2 separate regions of the Homo sapiens genome follow, and region 2 is linked to region 1. The links are chromatin loops, found by intact Hi-C in ENCODE. Cell type or tissue: CD4-positive, alpha-beta T cell. All regions are shown on one strand. Each heading gives the region's core, and the rest is flanking DNA. Links, peaks and the distances in the headings are about the cores only.

Region 1 (12,309 bases), core at 1,467-9,466:
CTGTCACGCCATCTCTGGGATCTGCCGTGCCTCCTCACCTCTCCCTGCTTCTCTGTCATCACCTCAAGAACTGCCCATCTGTAGGCGTTCCTCCAAGCCTTCTTCTCGCTTAAGGGAGGAGCACAGTCTCTGGTGTTTGCCTCCCATCTCACTGCTGCGAGGCCTCCAAAACGTACTTTCCCCTCTGAGCCTCAGTCTCCTCAAGTGTCAAATGGAAACACTGATGTCTCCTGCCAGAGCTGTGGCGAGAATAAGATACACCTGAGGTCCCCACCACCATGGCTGGCACTTAGAAAACAGCCCCCAAACGTGGGATTCCTCCACAGTTCCCTGGCACCACCGGCTCCTTGGGAAACATACTGGCTGTGGATGGCCCGAGGTCTGTTGATCCTGGTCTTTCTTCCCCATGCTCCTGAGGCAGTGGGCACCCCCATCAGACCTGATGATGTCCCCAACAGATGTCCCCTGAGGTGCCTGCCACCCTTGCTGTAGAGCCACGCTGAGCTGCAGCTCGCCGCAGATGCCCAGAGGGCCCCCTTGCACGAAGAACCTCTCTGCGGATTTGAGCCATCAGTTCTCAGGTGGCCTGGGAGTGCAGGAGGGTGAGGGGGGGGGGGTGGGGGGCAGGGGGGAGCGGGGTCACTGCCTCAGAATGGGCTGCAGCTGTTCAACCTCCACACAGATGAAGAAACTGAGGCTCAGAGAGGTTAGATCACTTGCCTGGCATCATTAAAAAAAAACAAAAGCCAGGTCTCTGGACTCCTAGCACCAACAATATTTTCTAATTCACATTAATGAGAAAAGGCTGGTACCTGCACCCCCAGCCATGGATGGGGAGGTGATGGCAGAGATGTACTAAGGGCACAGAAACATCACCTACAGCCTGTCCAAGTACCAACAGTCACCATGACTGCCCAGTTCTCTTGGCACTAAAAGGCTGCTGAGTTCGAGCCCTGAGTTAAATGAATGCATCACTGGGGCGTTGCCAACTGGTACTATCAGCCAGAACACAGACAAGAACAGCCGGGAGCAGAGCAAGAGTGAGGCCTCAGCCTGGGGAAGGGGGAAAGGTCTCTGACCTCAGTCTCCTTAACTGGAAATGGAAAGCACCGCACAAGCTGAACTCCAGGGTCCCTTCCCAGCCAGAGAATCTGCCTTCTATGGACCCAACTTTCCAGCCCACTTCTGCTGTCAAGTGTGGTGTGCCTGTGGTCTGGGTTCCCAGGGAGCAAACCTAAAACCAGCCCCTGGCTGCTCCTTCCCTATGACCCTCCACAGCCTGGGAGGTCACCCCCCACCTCTCATGTCCTCTTCCCACCAGGCCCAGGTCTGAAGTTGGGCTCGTGGCCACTGCAGCTGCCGGCGTTCTTAGATGAAGCGGGAAACACGGGGGAGCAACCTTACATCCCACTTCATCTCCCTCCACTACCTCCAGGCCACCCTGGACCTCTGATGGGAGGGGGAAGGGGCCCACTACGAGGGGGAACGGGCAGGAGAGAGGGAGGTGGCAGCCACAAATGCCCCCAGCAGCAGCTGCGTGACTGTGGGAGCTGGGCCTGCAATTAAAATAAACCCCAAAACAGCCTTAAAATAACTACAAGGCATTTCAAGAAGATTGTATTGTTGAATTTACTGTTTGTTTACTGAGACAATCCGAGTTGGGTTTCAGATGAAAGTAGGAGGGAGACCAGATGTGAGGCTGAACGTCTGACCTGAAGCATCTGCTGCTCCAGGAGGAACCCAGGAAAAAGGGCCAGCCCAGAGTGAGGCAGTGAAGACTCAGAGACTCAGACCCCTGCCCAAACCACAGGCTGCCTGGCCCCTCCTGTTCGGGCCCCAGAAAGCCACTTGCCCCATTTACACAGAGCCCAGGGAGGGCTACTGACAGCCACTGTGTCCCAGAGAGAAGTCTGAGCCACAGAACCACAGAGATGAGAGCTCAAAGTCAGCCATGCCTCCTGGACGGGCCCCTTGGCTGCTCTGAGCATGCTTCCTTGGGACAGCAATCACTCCTGCCTTCTGGCGCTGCCGGGAGGAGGGCCTGGGGAGGGCTGGAAAGCCCCTGTAGCATGCTGACACACGGTGGACAATGCTGGCCCAACTTTTTGACTTCTCTCTCCAGCTCGTTGGTCCTTTCTTGTAAAGAGGATACTTAGAGCTGAAAACCAACAGCTCCTACCCACACCTGAGGCAGCCTGACCTTGGAAAGGCCACCCCATGTTCCTGTGGCACCCAGGGTGCCCCCAAATATGGAAGCAGTAATGGAGACCCCTGTTTCCTTACCACCCCATCCAGGCCACATGTCTTTGAACTCCTCAAGGTCAGGTGCCAGGTCGAATTCTCCAGATCCCCAGTCCCCAGCCCAAATGTCTGCTGAATGAAGGAGGGAGAAGGCAGGGAGGGAGGCAGGTCTCCACTCACAGGAGATTCTAAAGGACCTAGATTGTCTCAGCCACTAACAGCTTAAAAAAAAAAAATTCAGATCAAATACGGCATTTGTCCTTAACGTCTTCATAAGGAAAGGCAAGGAGGGAGACTTCCATCACATAAGCCTCATAGATAGGAACACGGAGGCCCAAAACGATTAAGAAAATGTACTTCCCTGTCCACAAACCCCTGCTTTTTGGCAGGAAGTAGAGACTATGATCTATGCCACGAGTGTGGTGCCCACCACTCAGTGGCACCAGTACTGGGGTGGAAGGGGACAGCCACAGACCTCTGCTCCTGACAGAGCTGTGTCACCATGGGCAAGATACTTAACCTCTCTGAGCCTCTTCCTCCTCTTGCAAAAGATGAATAATAAAGCCCCTCACCTTGACAACATTAAATAACAGAAGGGAAAGTGTTCTGTGAACTGTAGACCACATGGAAATGTGATCCTCAGAAGATGTGATAGTCATCCTGTTAATATCAGAGAAGGTTTTAAAACTCACGTGGCCAGAAAACAAATCCTATTTGGGGGAATAGGTGTGATGCTCCTACTATCTGCTGAATGAATGAATGAATGAAAGACACTCCAAAACCAAAGCCATTCAGGTCATCTGAGTTTATTCTAAGACTGATTCTCCCTACTAAGCAGCAGGAATAAAATATCAGATCTAATCCCACAGCTGTCTAAATGAGCAGGGTGAGACGTATCTGAAGATGCAGAATTGACTGTGGACAAGAGCTTTACCCTTCACTGTGCCCAAGGTGAACTTCTCCACAAGACGGCACACATGTGGCCACTGCCCAACACATCTACCCTGAGCAGACGCTGGCCAGATGATCTCAACCCTGGACACAGCTGGGTCAATGTTTCCAGGGCCTTCAGCCTGACTGCGCTGATACTATCTGCCAGGGTCAGAGAGAGGATGCAGGCCCCTCTTCTCGGCCTTGGGTCCACACAAGCCTCTGAAATTAAGTTAAAGAGGAAAACTCCAGCACTCCTCCACTGCTCCGTGATCCACACTGGCAGCTTCTTTTCTGAGTTCGTGGCTGCGTGAAGACGCATGCCCAGCTGTCAGTACCTAGGCTGGGTTATGAGTAGATGGCATGCTCTTCTCCAGGGCTGCTCATCAGAACCAGGGCTGCAGCCTGAGGTGGGCTGAGATGGGGCCAGCCACAGTTGTCCAACAAGGCAGAGTTTCAGGGCCTCATCATCTGCTGCCTGCATCTCTGCCACCGCCCCTCACTGGCCGCCCTGCTCCCAGGACAATGCCAAGTAGGGAGGGATATACTGGCTGGAGCCAGAAAGGGGCCTGGACCCAAGTCAGAGACAAGGGAGAATTCCTGTAAAACTGTGAGTAAAATGGGAGAAGTGGATGCCACCAGGCTGGACAGTCACAGGCAGCCAAGAAAGAGAGCATTCATATTCTCTCTGCTGACAAAGCAGGGGACTGGACTTCCTGCAGCTTCCACAGCTCCAGGATGGCTATTTCTTTTCAAGGACTACTAAGGAGAGGTAGGAAAAGGGCTTGAGCCCACCAGTGGTAACCACCCCACAAAGACTTGTGAAGCCCCCACTTTGCTCTAGGTGCGTGGGACACAGGAGGACCTACCCTTAGGGAGCAGATGGCTCAGAGCTGAGTGCATTCGAGGTTGCTGTGGGTGGGTGGAGCAACTGGGACTGAACCCCCTCTCTCCTCCCCCATCCTCTTCTTCTGTAGAGCCATCTGCACCCAGCCAGCAATACGTTCCTGCTCTCGGGGGCCTTCTTTGACTGCTTCCCCTCCCTTCCTGCTACACTCTGTGCTGAGTTTATACTACACTAACTTAAACCACTTTGTAGGCTACTTTGCAAGTGTTCTTAATCTTTCAACTAATTCGTTGGCTCTTAGAAAATAAAGGAAATTTGAAATTGCTGTGCTGCATGCAATAAACTCTTGGCATCTGGCCAGCGGGGGCCGTTCCAGGCAGAGTCCGCACCAGCCCTGCACAGATGCTTCCTGTTGTAAAGGTGAGGCACCCCTCTGCCTCTACACAGCCGCTCACCACCGGACTCCGACTCCAACTCCAGACCCGCTTGCAGCCATGCATTCTTCACTCCTTCAGCCATCCAGCAAGCAGCCGCTGACACAGCTGACACCTGGTGGCAGGTTGTGTGTTAGGCATGAAGGAGTGGGGGGATGAAAGGTGCATCAGGCACAGTCCCTGCATCCCTGCATCCCCGCGAGGAGCTCACATTCTGGTGGGGGAATGGCCCTCTCATTCTGTAGATGACTGAAGTAAGCTGAACATAATCAGAAGAGGGCCTTCCTCTGCAGGTTACCTCTCAATATGTGTCCCCATAAGGGATGCTGAGGCACAGGCAGATGGCAAGGGCCCTGGCAGAGACCCTAAGTGCTGGCGTTGCAAGTTGGCAGCACTTCGCTTATTAGAATACACCCACGTTCCTGTCTGAACTGATTCTTCAGGGGCAATAACGCAGAGCCAAGGGGCAGGCAAGGAGACAAAGGCTTAGGAGAGGCCCTTTCACCATTGGTTAATCTAGGAGGAGCTGCCTTTCATAACAAGTGTGCAGCAGTAGCTCATTCAATCAGACCAGAATAGGAAGGAAACTCGAAGATTATCTGAGACAACCCTGCCATTTTACCTACAGAGGGACTGTGGCCCCTAACTGTATGATGAGCTAAACAGATGTCCCTGCCTTGAGCTCAGCACCTAGTGAGGGGTCAGAGAGCAATCAAGGAACCATACAAATAATACACGATCAACTCTGTTAGAGGCACGAAGGGGGTATACATAGGAGAGGAATCAGGAAGTCTTCCCTGTAGAAGCAGCATGAACTGAGACATGAAGAATGAGGAAATAGTGAGCAAAGGCTGCAGCAAAGGAAGGGAGAGGATTCCAGGTCAAGGGAATGGTCTGTGCAAAGGCACTGAGGCAGAAGGTGGCACCGTGCTTTAGAAGGAAAGGAAAGAAGGCGAGTTCAGTCCTGGCATATGGAGTCTGGGGTCCCACTTCTGGCAGACACATTCCTGGCTCCCCAACCTGCACTGTGGATATACACCATGAACACCTCCTGAACATCTACCAATGGCCAGGTGCTCATCCAAGCGCTCACACTCAGTAACCCGCTAACGGGCATCCTCACACCGCGTGAATGTGATTATAACCGCAGGCAGGCAGTCCCCAGAGCCTGAGCCCCCCCAACCAAAGGCCTCCTAACTTGTGGAGCACAATGACCATGAGCAGAGACTATGATGTCAAAGCCTGGGTTCAAGCTCCAGCCCTGCTTCTGATTATCTGCATGACCCTGAGTGAGTTACTCTATCTCTGCAGGCCTCATCTGTGAAATGGGGAGAATGAGGGCACCACCTACCTCAGAGAGTTCTCACGTGGATCACACGAGATCATCCACATAAATCAGCACTGTGTCTGGCACACAGCATGCATCAAGGACGTTAGCAGGTACTAGCCTTAGCTCTTCTGTTTCTAGCCCTAGCAGAAGACCTGGCACGGGCAGGCATGTGGAATGAAAGAATGACCGAGGTGCCCGGTAAATGCTTGTCAGGAATGGAGTGTCACAGCACTGAATTGGGTACCCTGGGGAGGTACTGAGCAGCTGTCAAGAGAGACCCTCAAGCACACAGTGGGTGGTCACTTGCTGGGGATGCTGCAGAAGGGATTTGTGCATTGGGAGGATGTGGACTAGAAGGATGAGGGCTTTGTACAGTCCTTGCCAGGCTTGAGACTCAGGGACTCTCCTGACCCACCCCGCCTGCCAGAGCTCGGACAATTTTATGGAGCTCAGTTTCTTAATCACCTTGTTCTGCTGGGGCTTAGAGTGGAATCTTTTCCCCAAATTGGACATTTATGGGGCTGGAGTAGAGATGGAGAGCAGGATGGATGAAGTGTCCACATTCCAGCTGGGAGGTTAAGGGCTTTTGTGTTCCTTCCTTCTAAACTCCAAAGTTCCCAGCCAGGCCTGGGGGTGTCCATGTCTCCCTCAGATGGGCAGGGCATTCCTGGGTCCATGTCCTCCCCACCCCCAAGATCTCTGCAGTCCAGCTCCTCCTACCCTCTCTGGAGGGAGCCAGGCTGCTAGAACCTCAGGGCCTCCCCAGAACTCAACACAGGGCTGGCACCCAGAAGGTGTTGTGTATTTATGGAATGTGTGAACCAAATTCAGCCGATTTTCCTAACCCTGGGAAAGCGTGGGAAAGCCTAGAAGCCTCTAGGGGTCTCCCTGCTCCCTCTGACTCCTGGGCTTTTTGTGGTCAGGACCAGCCTGGGGCCCTTAAGATGGTTCATGGGGACCACTGCAGGTGAGCCTCACTTCACACTGTGAGGTGAAGCAACAAGTAGAGGTCAAAGCCACCAGGGTGGGTGGCTGTTCAGAGAATCTTGCTCTCGCCAAAGAAATGGAGGGCCCTCCAGTACCTCCTGAAGCACAGTTTGGTTTCTGTCACTACCTCAAATCAAGAACTCACTAGTGCCCACAGGGTCACATCCAGGCTCTTCAGCCTGGCACTCATTCCCTTCTTCCCTGCCATGAATCTCCTTCATACAGCTCCCACACCAGCCTGGTGGGCCACCTGCCTCTCCTCTCCTCCTGGCCAGCAGGCTCCCAGCACCCCTACCCCATGACCACCTCTCAGCAGAAGTCCTGGGCCTGCTTTAGGGCAGGCAAGTGGAGCCTGGCTTGCTGTGTGGCTTCAGGGAATTGGCTCTGCCCAGATCAGTGAATCCACTCTGCCCAGCCCTGAGCTGGAAACAGAGGACACAGAGAGTCATGCTGCCATCAAGAGACTCACGGGAGGGGAGATAAGCCAGAGCTCTGAGGCTGTGGGGACCCAGAGGAGACACCTGACCTGGGGTGGAAGTCAGGGAAGGTTTCCTGGAGGAGATGCTGGCAGAGTTCTGGGAGGGACACAGAAGAAAGAAGAGGGTGGGGAGGCATTTCCCCCAGCAAAAAGGCCATGAGCAAGCAGGTAAAGGTGAAAGACAGCAAGACGGGTGTCCTGGCTGACCTCTGCCAATGCCCAGCTCACAGGAGCACTCCCCATCCAGAGGCCACAGAGAAGGAGACTAGACAGCATGCAGCTGACCCTACATGCTGCCACACACCCCTGCACCTTCACTCCCTTTGGAGCCCGCGGACATACCATTCCTTGTGGCCGCCCCGCCGCGGAGGACCGCGTCCCCAGAGCGCCGTGGTGTCTGCGCTGCCGGGCGCGATCTGTTATTATCCCCCGTCAGCGCTGCCGGCCTGTGTACATTCCTCCGTAATGAGTCTGACCTCCTCGGCAATGTTTAATCAGAGCCTAATCGACCCTGGCTTTGATCTGCTGCATTTTCTGCAAAAACCCTGGTACCTGATTTTTACAATCTGATTAGCAGGCTGACTCTCCGAAGCCAAAATTACCCTGAGTTGCAGAGATCCCTGCTGAGTTCTTTGTGTTTTTTCCCCTCTCTTCCAACAAGTTATTTCCTGAGACAACTGTCACTTCCCTCCTTGCCTGTGACTGTCTCCCTCACCCTCAGCTTTCACATCCAGTCAGTTGTCAGGTCTCAAATAGTGGGTCCTAACCCATCCCCTCCTCTCCCCAGCGGCTTCAGCGCTGGCCACCGCTACCACGGTCTGAGGCTCCTGCCCCTGACTGGCCCTTCAATCTGTCCTCCATCCCGCAGCCAGATCTGCTGGGAGCCGCTGCCACTGTGCTGAGCCATCTGGCCTCAGGAACTGCTCCCTGCTGAGCCCTCCAGCCAGCCTGTGGCCAGCCCCACCTCAGATTCTCCCCACTCCCTCTCATGCATGGGTTCCGTCAGAAACCTGCCCTCCCCCTCTGCCCCTGCCCTTCATCTAGTTTCATCTCCCTGTCATCCACCAGGCTGCTCACTGGCCCCTCTCCACTCCCGCAGCCATGATCCCAGCTGCCCACCTATGGCCATTGTTCCTTCCATCTCTCCCACCAGACTGCAAAGCCCCTTTAGGAGGTTCTCTCTCATGCTCCACTGTTTCCCCACGGAGCGGAGCTATGACTGCCCTGAAGCTGGGTACTCAGTAAATGAGGGAGGAAGGAAGGAAGGAAGGAAGATTCCCTTGCAGCCCATTCTGGAGGCCACGCACTGCCAAGTCAGACCGTGGCCCCTTGTTATCTTTCAGCTCCACACGGCACAATTCTCCCCTCCGGCTCAGCCTACTCCACTTTCCACCAGCCCCCTAGCCTCTCTGATGGAGGACATTGCTTTGTTCTCATCCGCAGTGCTTTCTCCCTCCAAAGTGGGAAAGAAGGTTAGGAAAGAGAGCAGAGGTCCTTGTGAGCACAGGAGAATGGTCCTTGCTTGGTTGGTGGCAGACCCTGAGCTGGACCCTGGAGGCACAGATGAATCAGATCCTCTCCCTCTCCTTGGGAAGCTCACAGACTGTGGGGGGAGGCAGCGAGGGAAGCAGATAAACTGGAATGCAGGGAAAACAGTGCTCATCTCTGGCCAGGGGAACTGACTCTGCTTGAAAGATACAGGAAGGAGTCCAAGAGGGAGCATCTGAGCTGGGTTTAAGAGAGAAATAGGAGCTCTCCAGCCAAGAAAAGAGTGACCATGCAAAGGCACAGAAGCATGAGAACGTGTGACGGGTTCAGAGGATGGGAAATGTTCCAGGTGGCCTGAACGGTGGCGGGGGTGGGGCAATAAGTTTGCTGTGGCCAGATCACCAAGGGCCTTGTCCACCATGCTAGGGAGATGGGACTGTGGCCTGCAGGATCACCGTGTCCATCACCTAACTGAACTTCCTGACAGTGTTGAGCCCTTTCTTTGCCCTGGTACACAGTGGATTCCAGAGCTGTGTATAGGAGGCTCCCAAGAGCTACTCCACTGCCAGTGAGGCCACTGAGGCTCAGAGAGGCCAAGTAACTTCGACGAGGTCACACAGCCTCCGAGGGGCAGAGCATGGACTGGAACCCGGAATCTCCTGAAGTTAAGGAAAGGTTTTCCCAGGATGAGGCAAACGAGAGAATCACTGTGGGAGCAGAACCAGAGCCAGGCAGGAGAGCTGGACTTGGAAGGGGCCGCTTGCCTCTTGGGCAGAGGAGGACGGAAGTAGTCCCAGCTCCCAAGGCCCTTCATACCCTGCAAGGCACCACCCGCCCACCTGGGTCTCTCAGACATTTTTAGGGGGTGGGCAGTGGAAAGAAAGAAAGAGTCTCCTAAGGGATTCCCATGGAGTTCTTTCACTAATTATTTACTCCCAGTCATTCCAAGGACAACATCTATCACCCGGTCCAACCAGCCCGCCCCGCTTCACCAAGCCCGTGTCAGGCCTCGCACAGTTGAGCCCCCACAATAACTCCTCATGGAAGACCCGAGTACATCCCCGCTCTCCTGTGAGAGCCGAGGAGCTTCCTGAAGGGCCCCCTGCTGTCGGGTGGTTCTGTGCGTTCTCTTCCCCAAACCACAAGGTCTGCTTACATGCAATGGGTCCCCCCAGCTAGGAAGGGGCAGCACCAGGTCAGAGCCCCCGCCGCCCACCACCCAGCCAGGGTCTTCCCATAGCATCTAGCCACCTCCTTCACGAAGGGACGGACAGTGGGCAGGAGTTCTGGTTAACGGGGGTTCCAGTTAACCAGGTATCACAGGGTGTTCTCTGCCCCAGGCCCCCATGTCACCAGGGGACAGTGACAACTGCTCCCACTTGTGCAGGCTCCCAGGCACAGGTGCTTGACCTCCCCGCATCTCTCACCCCAACTCGGGGAGCTGGTGGCGTCCACCACATCATAGATGAGGAAGAGTCCTAGACGCAAGCGGGCCCGGCTGTGCCCCTAGCCCCACCTCAAGCCCGGAGGACCCAGCCTCTGGCCCTCCCTGGAGCCATCAAGATCACCGTGCTGTGCTGTCGAGGCTGAGGAACCGGGGCTGCCTTGCTGGAGGCCAGACTGGCCCTGCCCCAGCGCGTTTCCTGCTCGGCAGGCTCTGGCCCTGTGTGTGGCGTGCTGACACCCGCTCTCGGTCCCTGATTCAAGAAGAGCACCTCACCAGACTCATTCGTTTCTGTTTTCTCTGCAAACATCCCCACGGGCTCATCGCTCCCTCCTGTGCCCAGGAATGCGAGTGTGGGCTCATGGGGGATAAATCCGTCTGAGTCTGTATTTTGACTAGTCCCTACAAAATGTGCTCTGAGCACTTTGCAGGGTAGAGGTGGGGAAAGGGGAAGACGTGGCGGGTGGAAGGGGGCTCTCCCCTCGTGCAGCTGTGCAGTCCTGCCGAGCCAGGGACTAGGGACTACACCCAGTCCCCCAGCCTCTGTGCCACCTTTCCCACCACCCTCTCTGCTCTCCTGCCCATTCCTTAGTGCCCGGGCCAAATGCCCCCTCCTCCACAAAGACTTCCCTGGTCTCCCGACTGGGAACTAGGATGTCCTTCCCGAGCTCCACAGCACATTCCTCCTCCCTGGTCTCACGCTGATGGGTGACTGTCTTGCTTTCCCCAGGAAACCCTGAGCTCCTCCAGGGCAGGCCCACAGCCCCCATACGGTGTCATGTACAGGAAGAGGTGCTAAGGAAAAACCTGCTAAATAAGTAGTTTTTAAATTGGTTTTTGTGTGGGGGGGGATGTTTTCTGGTGAAAACCAAAAAACCTGCCAGAAAAATTCTAAAAGGGCTGCACCACTCGTTTTTCAATTTTTACTGAGTGCCTGATCTTGCCCAATGGCAGCGAATTCATTTGGGGGCACCTTGAGGACACCTGCTGGCAGAATCCATGAAGGCCCAAGAGTAGTGCAGAGGCACCAGCCACACCCCCAGGCCAGACTCTGGGCCAGGCATGGCTGGGGAATAAAACTGTCACAGTAGTCTTAGAACTCCAGGGTCCACATTCTTCCTCAAGCCCCCTGCTTTCAATAGCACTTTGTGGATGGCTGAGCACATTCTCTCAGGTCGTTTGATGGTCTCCTTACACTCCACCCTCACAGGGTGGGGCAGGTGAAGAGACCAGCCCAAAGGTACAGTTGGTCCATGCACCTCAACACTCATTCAACAGTCATTAGAAAGAGAGACGTGGAGAGTTTCAATTCAGAGCAGTAAGTGCTGTGATGGAGCGAAGCAGGGGCCAGTGGACATACAGAGAAGCCACAGCCCAGTCAGAGGGAAGGAGGCCTCAGAGGCTTCACAGAGGCACCACCTGCCTGGGCAGGACTCACAGCAGCTGCCCTCCTTCTCCTGGCAAGAAGCATTTACCCTGGCTGGGCTCTGGTTCCAGTCCTCCCTCCTGGCTGCAGCCCTCCACTGTCTACCAAGTTGACCCACCTGTTGAGTCCCGTGTATCTTCCCACCCAGAAACATCCTGAGCTGAGAGCCGGCCAGACCAGAGCAAGTGACCACAGAGACAGGGAGTCCCAGCAAGATCTGCACTGTGACCTTTCTGCCTGAGAACAGTAGAAGGCAAGCGCTCAAGAGGTCTTCATTCTCAACACTTAGCCCAAACAAAGACTTACTTCTCCATTTGGCCACAGGCAGTACCAATGCCCTGTGTGATGCTAGGCAAACCGAGCCCCTCTCTGGGCCCACAGTAACAGCCTGAGACCAGACCTCCCCTGTCCAGGAGCATGGCATCTGTGATGTGTTACCCCCACCAGGCCCCTCTGAGAGGCATCTCAGCGCCCATTACTGGCCCCTGCAGATGAGGTCCTAGGAGCTCAGCCTGGCCCTCAGGCCCCTGGCCCTCACCAGCCTTCACTTGCCCACATGTGCCCTTCAGAGCCGGTTTATCCCCACCACTGTGCACCTCTGGGCTACACGTAGTGAGCGGAATGCCTTTCCCCTTGCTGTCAGGCCAACACAAGCCTATCTCTTCCCAAATGAAGCTCTCTCACACCTTGCACTGGGCTCCCTG
Region 2 (12,309 bases), core at 1,686-9,685, 400 kb before region 1:
ATCTTTCAGTCGCTCGGAGCCCTCCCTGACCTCTCCTTTCCTGTGTTATTCCCTGAGCACCGTTCATTCATCTGTCCTCCCACTCACCCACTGCCCCCATCATGCATCCACTCGCCTCCTTCCTCTCCTTTTGCAGCTAGCAACAACTCAACAATTCTATTTACTGAGCACTTGATGAAGTGGCATGTGTAGGTGGGATGGCCCTGAAAGGGGGAAGGGGAAAGGAGAGAACTCAAAGTGACTGGCTTCTGATGAAGGAAGGCACAGAGTCCTCCAGGGCTCAGGTGGGTGAGGGGAAGAGAAAGGAGAGCAGGTCTGCACCTGTCTGTCCCTGTAACCTTTCCCCAAATGCCTGCAGGGAAGTCTTCAGTCCTTCTTAATTCTACCTAGCCTGGGTGTGATTCCGCTGGGGAGCCAGGAGAGGAGGGGGATGGGGTAGAGTGGTGCAGAGAGGCCAGAGTAGTATTTGCGGCTTCCTTCCATGGAAGGAAGAAGTGGTGTCACTGCACACACCTACATGCACACACCAGCATGCCCACAACTACATGCACACATACCAGCTTATGTGCAGAGCACAAACAGTCCCATGGACTCCATAGATACATTCACACATACATGGGGTCACACACATAGATGCATGAATGCAGTTCCCCTGCTTTACTCAGAGAAGAAGACATGGATACAGACACCGGCCTCTCACCAACACAGAGACAGAGGCCACACACAGACACAAGCACGTGTGTACGTACTCCTCTTTGGTGTGTCATGCAAACGACGAGAGAGAAGAGAGGGATTAGTAGGACAGTAGTCCCTGGCTACTCCAAATCTGGGTGTTGGGGGAGCTAGGCTCAGTAGTTCTGGCTTCCCTGTCTCTTTTTCCACAAGTTCCTTCTTCTGGGACTTCTCTTGGCAGGGCCTGGAGGCAGAGGGAGTGTCTATCTCCTGCCAGCTCAGGTAGAAGCTGAGTCACTTTCACTCAACTACTCTTCCTTTCACAATCAGTTTTTTAATCTTCAAAAGGGGAAGGAAATATGCTCTTCCTGGGAAGCTCAGGAGGATGAACCTCCTCTAAGCACCCAGGAGGTAGGTGCTGGGGAAACAGTCTGCCAGAAGGCAGGAAAGGGAGGGACTGACCTAGCCTCTGTCCTCCCAGGGCTTCTCTGTCAAATCTCCCTCAAGCCCTAACCTGGGAACAGTAAAAACAAAAAACAAAAAAAAACTCATGAACCTTCCTGGAGTCCACACTGGGTTTCTAGCATGTTCTCTGGGATGCCCACCCTACCTACAGCCTGGAGCCTCTGTTCTTTCTAGCCTGGAACCCACCCTGACAGCTGTAGCCGACATCAGGGCAGCCACTTCCATCCAGGTCTCGCTTTAGTCTGGCCTCCAAGTCTGGTCTCCCCATCAGGTCCGAACTCCTCAGGGCTTAGGATGGTGCCACCTCCTGCTGCAAGGCCTGCCTTACTCCCACACAGGTATGGCCTGAGCAGTGGCCCTGGGATGTGCTTCACCTGGCTGCCTGCCTGCTGTGCCCACTTCTCCCTCTGCTGGGTCTTCTGCAAGGGGCTAGAAGACCTCAGAGCCCAGGGCCTTGGCTGGGTCAGCAGGGGAGGAACACCGAGGAAGAGAGAAAGTTCCAGAAGGTCTCAGAGGTCTGAACGGGGAAGGAATGAGGAAAGGCCAAGTTTGTGAGAGAAAACATAATTTTTTAGTACCTGGGATGGACAAGCTCTTAGCACTTTGTAGAGATGTAGACCAGAGGCCTGGGGGCGAAAAGCCCCATGTGAAGCCATAGGACGGCACATGAATCCAAAGAGAGGGTCAGAGCAGAAAGTGTCAGGGCAGGGGGCACTGGAGGGCCTTGAGCCTAGATACCAGGAGGGGGATGGTAGGAGACTGAGTCCAGCCAGTGGGCGTAGACAGGCACCGCACCACACTTTCAGAAGCTCATCCGACCAGTCCCGGCAGTCCCTCTGCACATCACACACTTTCCCGCCGTCCACGCGCTTGCCACTCTTACACTGAAATCTGCGGGGACCCTCACAGGGTGACTCTGTTGGGCCGGACAAGAGAGTGGACAGTGCCTGTGAGACCTTGGACAAGAAGGGCTGGGCTGGGGCCCACAGGAGGCAAGCAGAGCTCCAGTTCCAGTCCCTCACAGGTCCCTGGAGGGTGGCCCAGGACAGACAGGTAAATCCAGGAACTGAGGAAGCTCTGCTCACAGGACAGGATCCCAGGGATGATTAGGAGGCTAAGCCTCATGTAGCTGGGCAGGGCTGTGGGGATCTGCGTCTCATCTTGCAGGACTCAGGTCCTAGGAGGACCAGGCAGCAGCTCTAGAGAGACCTTAGAGGCTGGACTGATCATCTCCTGGGGGGACTTTGCCCCATGGACCCCGGATAGGGGAAGTTGCTACACTGCCCAGCCTGTTATCCATTCCCCAAGATGACTAGTGAATGAGGGTCCCTGCTCCTGCAGAGGGCAGGTGGTGACCAGAAGAACCATCTGAGAACTAAAGGGGCTCCCTGGGGAGCAAGACTCAGCCTCTGCTCAGCCTGGGAACTAGTGAGGGAAGCCACTCACCAGCTGGGACCTGGACAAGTGGTGGGGGCTGGACTTCCCAAGTGCTCTGTCATGTCCCCCTAGGTGTCTTTCAGCTTTGGCAAAGTCCTTACAAATCCAGTTCTGGTGCTACTAGGACCCCATGGAAAGGGAGCCAGGTGATTTAGGGGCAAGTGATGCTCTGGGGGAAAATGCATCTTGGGGACCAAGGGGAAACTCCTCCCAACTCTGCCCTCTGGAGAGTTACCAGAGCCTAGGGCATCCTCACAGAGGATGTGTTCTGTGCCCTGACCACACGCACCCTGTAGGCAGCCAGCTTCATCACTCCCATCTGGACAGTCCTGCTCCTGGTTGCAGTGCTTGATTGCAAGGACACATGTCCCATCCCCACACTGGAACTCGTCCCCACGGCAGGTGCCCAGTGCTGCCAGGAGAGGGCAAGGGGAGAGGATCAGAGTCAGTGTGGTGCTAGGACAATTTCCCCACCACCCCAATCCCCATGCCATAGCCACCCCCAGCAAAAACAGAACCAGTGGCTGAACTCAGGAGTCCTCAAAGGACACCTGGCCAAGGCACCTCAGTGTACAGATGGGGAGACTGAAGCTCAGAGAGGGGGAAGGCCTTGCCCAGGGTCACACAGCACTCTGGCTGGCAGATTCAGGACTAAACCCAGATCTCCTGTTTCCCTGTCCCTGCCTCTCTCCAGGGCCACTCCTCAGAACAGACACACGGCCTTCTTTTGAGTCTTGGTGCTCATTACTTAATGACTTCATCCATTTGGCAAACCTTCCTGTGCCAGGTGCTGTGCTGGGAGAGGTGGAGGTGGGGGTGGGAGCCCAGAGACTCCTAAGAGCCTCCTCATCCTCTAGGAGCTCAGGGTGCAGAGCAAGGGTGAGGAATGCTCAGATGGGGACATCAGTGTGAGATGAGCTATAAGAGAAAGCTGCTGGGGACCTGCCCAGCAGAGGGACCCAGCCCAGCTGGGAAGGTCAGAGGAGTCTAGGCCAGGCCTTGAGGAATGAGCAGGCCTAGCGGGTAAAGAGATGGGGGGAGCTCCTGAGCCTGCCAGGTTTCTGGGTGGAGGGGTTCGGGGGATGGGGGTGGGAAGTACGACTGGGAGGGCTCACAGCAGGGACACAGATACCAGTGGAGGCTTCTGGAGTTAGACCTGAGCTCCGCAGCCCGGCAGCTGCGTGAATTCAAATAAGTCACCTCACTTCTCCCAGCCTCGGTCTCCTCTGTAGTAAACCCGGGTAATGTATTCAGGTAAGGCAATGAAAGGAAGCCTGCACCTGGCGGATCCGGATCGGATAGCGGATCCGCAATCCCTGGGCGGGGCTGGGCGGTATGGAGGGGGCTTACGGCAGTCGGCCTCGTCCGATTTGTCTTTGCAGTCGCGGTCGCCGTCGCAGCGCCAGCCCAGGTGCACGCACTCGCCGCTGCGGCAGGCGAACTGGGAGGCGGTGGCGCAGGCGGCGGGCGCGGACGTGGCCCCGGGGCCCGGACGGCCGCAGAGCTCGGCTGCCTCGTCCGAGCGGTCCTCGCAGTCAAACTGGCGGTCGCAGACCCAGCGCTCCGGGATGCAGGCGCCGCCGCCATCGCCGCCGCAGCGGAACTCGCGGGGCCCGCAGGCCGGGTCTGCACAGCCGCGCTCATCGCTGCCGTCACCACAGTCGTCGTCGCCGTCGCACACGAACACGGCGGCCAGGCACGAGCGGTTGCCGCACTGGAACTCGTGCGGGGCGCACACTGCGCGGGACAGAGAGCCGGTCGGCCCGCCGACCCCCTCCCCGGCCGACCTGGGGCCCCGCTGGTCCGGCTACAGGGGCTCCGACCCTCACCCGGGGGCCAGAACAAGTGCCCTTTGGGGGCTGAATGGTGGACGTGCAGTTAGGCATAGCGAAGGCGGGCTTCCAACACGGACATGCTAGGTGACTGGCAACACACCTGCCCTTTGTGAGCCCCCCAGGCCTCACTGGGTAAATGAGCATGAGCATGGTGGGACTAGGAGGGGGATTCCGAAACCTTAGAGCACTGCCTGTCTTGAAGGACCCTGCTATGGTCCCAGGACATGATCTGTTAAATGACACTGACCCTTCCCAGGGACCAGGGTCTGGGGTTGGCTCCTCATAGCATAGCGATGCATAGCATAACCTGCACTGTTCCACCTGAGTCCCCTGGCCTGGTATCCAAGGCGTCTCTTGGGTCAGTCCTGTGGCTCCATCACCTCACTCCTGAATGTTCGCAGCTCCCGCCATGCTAGACCATTTGCTGGGCCCAGTGCACAGGCTCCCACCTCCAAGCCTTTACTCAAGTTGCTCCATCTGCTGGGAACCTACTTCTTGCCCACCACTACATTTTGCAATGATGAGCTCTCATCTTCCAAGGGCCCAAATTCCACCTCTTCCATGACACCCTGGCGTTTCCCCGCTTGGGAAATCTCTGCCTCTGCCCTCGTTTCTGAGCCCCTCAGTCGCGCAGGCGTCTGAGTTTCATGTCCTTTTCAATCTGCCCCAAGAATCCACACTGCCTGGGGGTGTCCCTCCTTTGTCCTGAGGGCCTGGTACAGAGCTCCCTGTAGTGAGTGGGTGTGGAGTGGATGGAACTGGTCTGGCCCAGGTATGAGGTATAATTATGGGATGTGCAGTAATTAAGGACACACGTCATGGCTCTGCTTGGGGCTCTGGGCTTCTCTCTGGTAGGCTAGTCTGAGTTCAGTGGCCGGGAGGAACTTAGAGGCCAGCCAGCCCTATTGCCAGTTTATAGATGGGGAAACTGAGGCCCAGAGAGAGGAGCAGCTTGCCCAGGGTCACACAGTCCATGACAACAAGAGAACCAGAACTCACATTTGGGGCTTTTCTTTCCTACTCTGACTCCTCCTCTTGGCTTTTCTGGTTTTCTCCTCCCTTCCTGGAGTTTTTCCAGCTGTTTTTCAGGGCAGTGACCTCCTCACTTCCCTCCCTCCTGTGCGTCCACACACAGGCCAAGACCTGGCCCCGGGATGGGGGTAGGCCCCGGTGGGGCACTGATGCAGTGGCTGTGGCCAAAGGTGAGGTGGTGGTGGCAGCACCAGATCTTTCCACGTGGGGGCGCCCAGAGTCTGTGTTTTCACTTTCTGATGGAAAAATGTGAATTTTCATTGTTATTGAAGATAAAATAGAGTGATGTCTTCAGTTTCACCAGGTAGGTAGCTCGTGTCATGCGTTTCTGACAGCTCTACCAAGTGTCTGACAGTTGAATTTTTTTCCCCTCCTGGGCTTTTGAGACACTGGGGCATTGGTGGAAAAAGCACATGCTGCCACTGCCACTGCCCCTCAATATTACGCTGACACCTAGATGAGCTCCCTTCCTGCCTGTCCCCACCCAACTTGTGCATGTGCAGGGAGGGTGGACTCACTGCTTTCTGGGAGTTCTGATGGGAAGTGCTTTTTTTTTTTTTTTTTTAATTTTCTTTTTTGAGATGGAGTCTCGCTCTGTCGCCCAGGCTGGAGAGCAGTGGTGTGCTCTCAGCTCACTGCAACCCCACCTCCTGCGTTCCAGTGATTCTCCTGCCTCAGCCTCCTGAGTAGCCACCACGCCCGGCTAATTTTTTTTTTTTTTTTTGTATTTTTAGTAGAGGTGGGGTTTCACCATGTTAGCCAGGATGGTCTCAATCTCCTGACCTCGTGATCCTCCTGCCTCGGCCTCCCAAAGTGCTGGGATTACAGGCATGAGCCACCGCGCCCCGCCTTAATTTTTAATTTTACTTGAAGACTTGGATGGCAAGGAAGTGCTTCTTCATACTGAGTTTTCTCTGAGGTTTTGGAGCCAACAGTAACTTTAAGATCCATATTCTCAGGCCTACGTAGGCCGAGAGACCCTACTCCTAGCACTCACAAACGGAAGAAGCTCTGAGAGATGAGGGGTGGGAGGACTCTTTCCTCTGCCTAGGAGGGTGGAAGCTATAGCATAGAAGCCCAGTAAGACCTTCTGACACCTCTCTCTCCCATAATTAATGGGGAATGTTCCTATTCCAACATGCCCTAGTTGGAGAGACTCCCATCCCTTGCAGTAGCGGCCTTCATATTGGAGGAATCATCTGATTATGGGGCTTGGTAAAGAGGAAAGAGGATTCTCATTGGCCAGTGAGTCCCAGCAAAATTATCACAGCTGAGGAAGTGAGCCAGTGCCATCACTGGGACTTTGAAACTGCTGTTCCCAGCCAGGATCTCCCTCCATACCCAGATGCTTCCTGCTTCAGACACATCAAATTCCAGACTTAGAATCTTAAAGTGTGACGACTCAGACACCTCTGGAGGAGATGGCATTTTCCCTGGGCCAGGAAAGATGGATAGGATGCAAATATAGAGGCTGGCAGAGGGGAGTAGGCAGCAGTGATGGGCAAGTGCCTGGCAAGCCCTCCAGGGTGACCGCCCGTATTTCAGCCCAGCCGCACAGCCTAGTAGCGACAGCCAGTCTGTCTCCCCCACTAATCATGTGTTCCCAGAGGGAAGACTGTGTAGGATTCACCTCACTGTCCCTTTCAGAGCCTGGCTTCAGGCCTGGCACACAGTAGGTGCCCCTCGAATTGAAAAAGTGAGGCCTGGCCATGCTCCCCAATGGCCCAGGCCCTGCTGGCCTGCTCCCTGGGAAGGAGATAATCCTGTGTTTGAAGCTCAGTGATGTGGAACTGTCCCAGTGACCACTTCCATCTGTCCCTGCCGAGGCTGCTGAGAATGTCTTCTCTGCCCTGTGACGTCTGTGCTTGAATCTGAGATTTCAGCAACAGTCGTCCTTGACACCTCAGGAATCCGTCCCCCTCCCCCCAGCATTGCTGGCGCCCTGGCTCAGACCACCGCCATTTCTCCACGCAGCACCCTCCCTGGTCCCCCTGCCCTTGCTCCAAGATTGGCAGACTTGTGGGATGGATGAGCAGATGTCAGACATGGTAACAAAAGCTCATGGGCTTTGCTGTCCAGTCCTGAATCTGAATCTTGGTTTCATCACTCAGCCTTGGGTACTTTTCCTCCCTTGTCTGAGCCTCAGTTTCCTCACCTATAAAATGGGGATGATAATGGCTGCTCATGAGGTGCTTGTGAAGATGAAAGAAGACCATGTCTCCATAGAATCTAGCCATTACTAGTGTCCTGATCGTTATCCTTTCCTCTCCACCACCAAGCCCCACGGGGAACTGGGCCCCCTCCCCAGAAGTGGCTGCCACTCCCTGAGGCTGCCTGACCATGCTTGGCAGACCCTGGAGATCTGACCCCAGACTCACAGGTAGCACAGCCGGCCTCATCCGCTCCACCCTCGCAGTCCTTCTCCCCGTCGCAGCGCCACGAGGCAGGTACACACTTGTGGCTGGTGGGTCCACAGCTCAGCTTCTCTGCAGGACACACCTGCTTGGCTGTGGAGACAGACGTCCATGCATAGCTTAGCCAAGGGGGACACAGGGCATGGTGCCAACCAGTCCTACCACCCTGTTCCAGCCATCTGGTCCAAGGCCCTAGGAGTCCATCAGGGCTCTTCTGGCCCATGTCTCAGTTTCATCAGCTGAGAAGAAGCCTCTGTCTGTGCCAGGAATTTTCAAATCCTAAATCTGACCCTTCTCTACATAACATCTTTCATGGCCCCCTGGTCCCTGGCCCTCAAGTCCCTTTGATCCATTGACTTCTGCCTGCCCCTCCTGGCCACACCTCCCATCCCTCCAAACCTCCACTTTAAGTTCTGGCAACATGGAGCCACCATGCCCTGCACTCTTCTCTGCCATTTCCCAGCTGTGTGCCCTTAGGTGAGATATGCCCCAGCTGGGCCTCAGTTTGCCTTCCAGATCAGTGACTCCATGATTGGAACCTGTAAATTTGGAGGGCTCACCAAGGCCCCAACGGCTCCAATCGGCCCGCCTCTAAGCCCCCTCCCCGAGTGATGGTGCTGATCCTGCTGCTGAGAGCAGCTGCTGCATGGCAGGGCCCAGCGGGACTGCATAGCTATAATTACTGCAGCCGCAATCAGAGGCTGACTCAATCAGGGGCCTGAAGCCCCAGGGTTGAATCTCAATTTGGAAGGAAGAATGAGAACCCTATTCAAGGCTGGGGACAGCTCTTATCATGAGTTTCTGCTGGACCCATGTGACAGGCTCAGCCAAGGCAGATGCATCTCAGACCTCCGTGGTTGGCTCCCTTCAGCCTTCCAGGGTGTGCAGGAGGCCCGACCTCCGTGGTCTCTAGGATGTGCCAGGCATGGTGCTAGACACTTCCATCTAATTTTCACAATAAGCCAGCAGGGTGAGAGGATTATGTGCTGGCCTCCAGCATAGAGGCGGAGAACATGGGCTCTGGAGCCTGGCTGCCTGGGTTCAAATCCTACTTCAATCACTCACTGACTATGTGACCTTGGCCAACAATCCTTATCTCTGTGCCAATAAAGTGGGGATAATACTATCTCTCATAGGATTGTTATGATGACTAAGTTAATGTCTGTAAAGCAAGCACCTAGAAGAACACCCAGCCCAGTGCTCACTAAATGTTACCTACTATGATTATCCACACATACCAGATGACTCTGAATTTTGCTTATTCACTGAGTATTTGAGCACTGCTGTGTGACAAACATGGTGGTAGGCACTAAGTTCTGGTCACAGAGCTGATAAAGAGCAGTGTTAGGATTGACTGAAAGTCAGCTGTGTCTGATGCCGGAGACTCAGCACAATCCATTTCTCCCCGGAGGCAGTGGGCTACTCATGCTTCGCCCTCCATTTTGCTCTCTGATCTCAGACCAGTTTCTCCTCTTCCCATTTCTATAGCTGGGATGAGAGACCACAAGGGATACAGAAAAGGGCACAGATGAGTTGGGGAGGGGAGCAGGTATCTGAGTCAAGGTCCCTGGACACCACTACTGCCATGGGAGAAGAGCATCTTAGGCCCCTGAAAGTGAGGTCCCCAACGTTATCCCTAGGAATGCATTTCATGAGTACAGGGCAATCCCTTGGGAATACAGGATTCCTGGTATTCATTTCACAGAAATTTCCCTTGCTCGAGGATTGGCAGACTTGTGGGATGGATGAGCAAATAACTGTCAGGTTGAGCTCTGGAAAGTACTAACCCTCAAAGGCCTTTTATATAAGGCCACCTTGGGGCTGCAGTGCAGGGTGGTGAAGGGAAACTGGGAGTTGGGAGATGGGGTCCTTCCAGGGTACCTCTATCACCAACACTGCAGGACCCCAGGTAAGCACCTCCCCTCTGGGCCCCACTGGAACACAGGAAGCTGAAGCTGACCAGTGCTTTGCTGGGGTCCTCTCATCAAAGGGTGGGGGGTGAGGGAGCTACTCAAAGTGCAGGTTCCTGAGCCTCAGCTCATACTGACTGAATCTAGACTTCTAGGGCAGAGCCTAGGGATCTGCATTTTAGTAACTCCCCACCAAAACCCAGGGGATTCCCATGCACCTCTATTTGGGAACCCCTGGGTTGGTTAACATTCTGCAAGCATAGAAGACAAGGGATGTTTCATCTCTTTTCAATTCACTACGATAAAAGTGATACAGATGTTCCATACACTTGCAAGCCCCTAAGAGAGCAATGGGATGGAAGGTCAAAGCAACTACTTATCCCTAAGCCAGGCCTCAGGAAACAGAACCTCTCAAGGGAGGGGGAGGGGAGTCCCAGTTTTTGAACACCTAAGTTGTGTCAGGCTGCTCTGTGCTGAAAATTTTATATTTTTTCATTTCATTCTGCCATGGTCTGAACGTTGGTATCCCCTGAAAATCCATGTTGGAACTTAATCCTCAATGTGATAGCATTAAGAGGTGAGGCCTTTAGGAGGTGATTAAGCCATAACAGTACAGCTCTCTTTAATGAGATCAGTACTCTTACAAAAGAGGTCAGGGGGAGCCTCCTTGCCCCTTCCACCACGTGAGGATGAAGCAAGGAGGTGCAGTCTATGAGGAACGGGCCCTCACCAGACACGGAAACTGCCGGTGCCTTGATCTTGGACTTCCTACCCTCCAGAACTGTGAGCAACAAATGTCTGTTGTAAGGTAAGCAGGCCTTGCGGGCTGCCAGTGCAAATTCCGGGGGTGCCATTCACAAAGGTCATCACATAAGTGGCATACCCGGGCCACTTACTTACTACATACCCGGGCCACTTACTTACTACATACCCGGGCCACTTACTTACTACATACCCGGGCCACTTACTTACTTACTACATACCCGGGCCACTTACTTACTACATACCCGGGCCACTTACTTACTTACTACATACCCGGGCCACTTACTTACTACATACCCGGGCCACTTACTTACTACATACCCGGGCCACTTACTTACTTACTACATACCCGGGCCACTTACTTACTACATACCCGGGCCACTTACTTACTACATACCCGGGCCACTTACTTACTTACTACATACCCGGGCCACTTACTTACTACATACCCGGGCCTTACCTACTACATACCCGGGCCGCTTACTTACCTACTACATACCCGGGCCGCTTACTTACCTACTACATACCCGGGCCGCTTACTTACCTACTACATACCCGGGCCGCTTACTTACCTACTACATACCCGGGCCGCTTACTTACCTACTACATACCCGGGCCGCTTACTTACCTACTACATACCCGGGCCGCTTACTTACCTACTACATACCCGGGCCGCTTACTTACCTACTACATACCCGGGCCGCTTACTTACCTACTACATACCCGGGCCGCTTACTTACCTACTACATACCCGGGCCGCTTACTTACCTACTACATACCCGGGCCGCTTACTTACCTACTACATACCCGGGCCGCTTACTTACCTACTACATACCCGGGCCGCTTACTTACCTACTACATACCCGGGCCGCTTACTTACCTACTACATACCCGGGCCGCTTACTTACCTACTACATACCCGGGCCACTTACCTACTACATACCCGGGCCACTTACTTACTACATACCCGGGCCACTTACTTACTACATACCTGGGCCACTTACTTACTACATACCTGGGCCACTTACTGCACTACAGCAGGGCAGCAGTCCTGCACGTAAGCACTCCATTTTATAGATGAGGAAACTGAGGCTCAGAGAGACCAAGTAACTAGCCCAAAGATGCACAGCAGGCGAGAGACCGAGCCTGGGTTCCTATGACTAGAGCCTTGCCCTTCCATCAAATCCTGCATGCTCCAGAACCATCCCCAAACTCTCCTCACAAAAGCCCAGGTGACAGAAAGGGCCCTTGGCTGTACGCTCCACCTCCAGGGTGGACCTCCAGGTTCTACAGACCCCAGTGCAGCAAGCGGCTGCTTGAACTTTTAATGAATATTTATATAGTTAATTGCATAACCTTTCAGCAAGGACAATGATTAAACAATCTGTCTGCTTCCTTTCTTTATAATTAATAAGACATTTGCTGTGTCCCTAAATAGACAGCTCTAATTATAGGTTCTCAAGGATTCAGCAGTGCCTGATAACAGCCCTCCACCCTCAAAGAGCCAAGGCTCTTGGAATGCCAGGACTTGAGAGATCTCAGAGGTCACACTGATGAACATCCCTTGGAGTGGCAGGAGACCAAGGCCCAGAGAGCAAAAGGGACCTGCCTAGGGTCACACAGCTACTGGCAGTTGGGTATTCCAATTCCTGTCTCTCCTGGAACCTCACTGTCTCTCCTGTGATGTAGCTTTCCCCCAAAGGTAGGACTTGAGCCTGGCTCGCAGGGTCCCAGGTCAGGCCTCTCTACTCCACAGTCCTGGGAAGTTGGTCTGGGTAATGA

The links. Peaks named below come from ENCODE experiments on the same cell type or tissue, not always from the same donor. Only the 100,000 strongest peaks of a DNase experiment are listed, where the experiment ranks them.
Region 2: a loop joins it to region 1, with 5 times the contacts of the local background. A loop is called at or near these places in 6 of 110 quality-filtered maps.

What each region holds. Positions count from the first base shown.
Region 1 is chr1:53,677,723-53,690,031 of GRCh38, forward strand. All of the region lies in intron 2 of GLIS1 (GLIS family zinc finger 1), which reads right to left. It also overlaps the pseudogene RNU7-95P. Among named protein-coding and RNA genes, the nearest start is that of GLIS1, 55 kb to the right of the region's middle. RefSeq lists a silencer at 394-688 and enhancers at 7,009-7,838, 7,839-8,667. In CD4-positive, alpha-beta T cell, for the core only: a CTCF peak has its summit at 4,569 (motif pointing left); a DNase peak (open chromatin) is centred at 4,559.
Region 2 is chr1:53,272,768-53,285,076 of GRCh38, forward strand. LRP8 (LDL receptor related protein 8) reads right to left here. Exons shown (of 19, transcript NM_004631.5): 4 at 7,820-7,948; 5 at 3,925-4,311; 6 at 2,864-2,986. Among named protein-coding and RNA genes, the nearest start is that of MAGOH-DT, 40 kb to the left of the region's middle. RefSeq lists an enhancer at 5,621-5,680. In CD4-positive, alpha-beta T cell, for the core only: a CTCF peak has its summit at 5,709; a DNase peak (open chromatin) is centred at 5,634.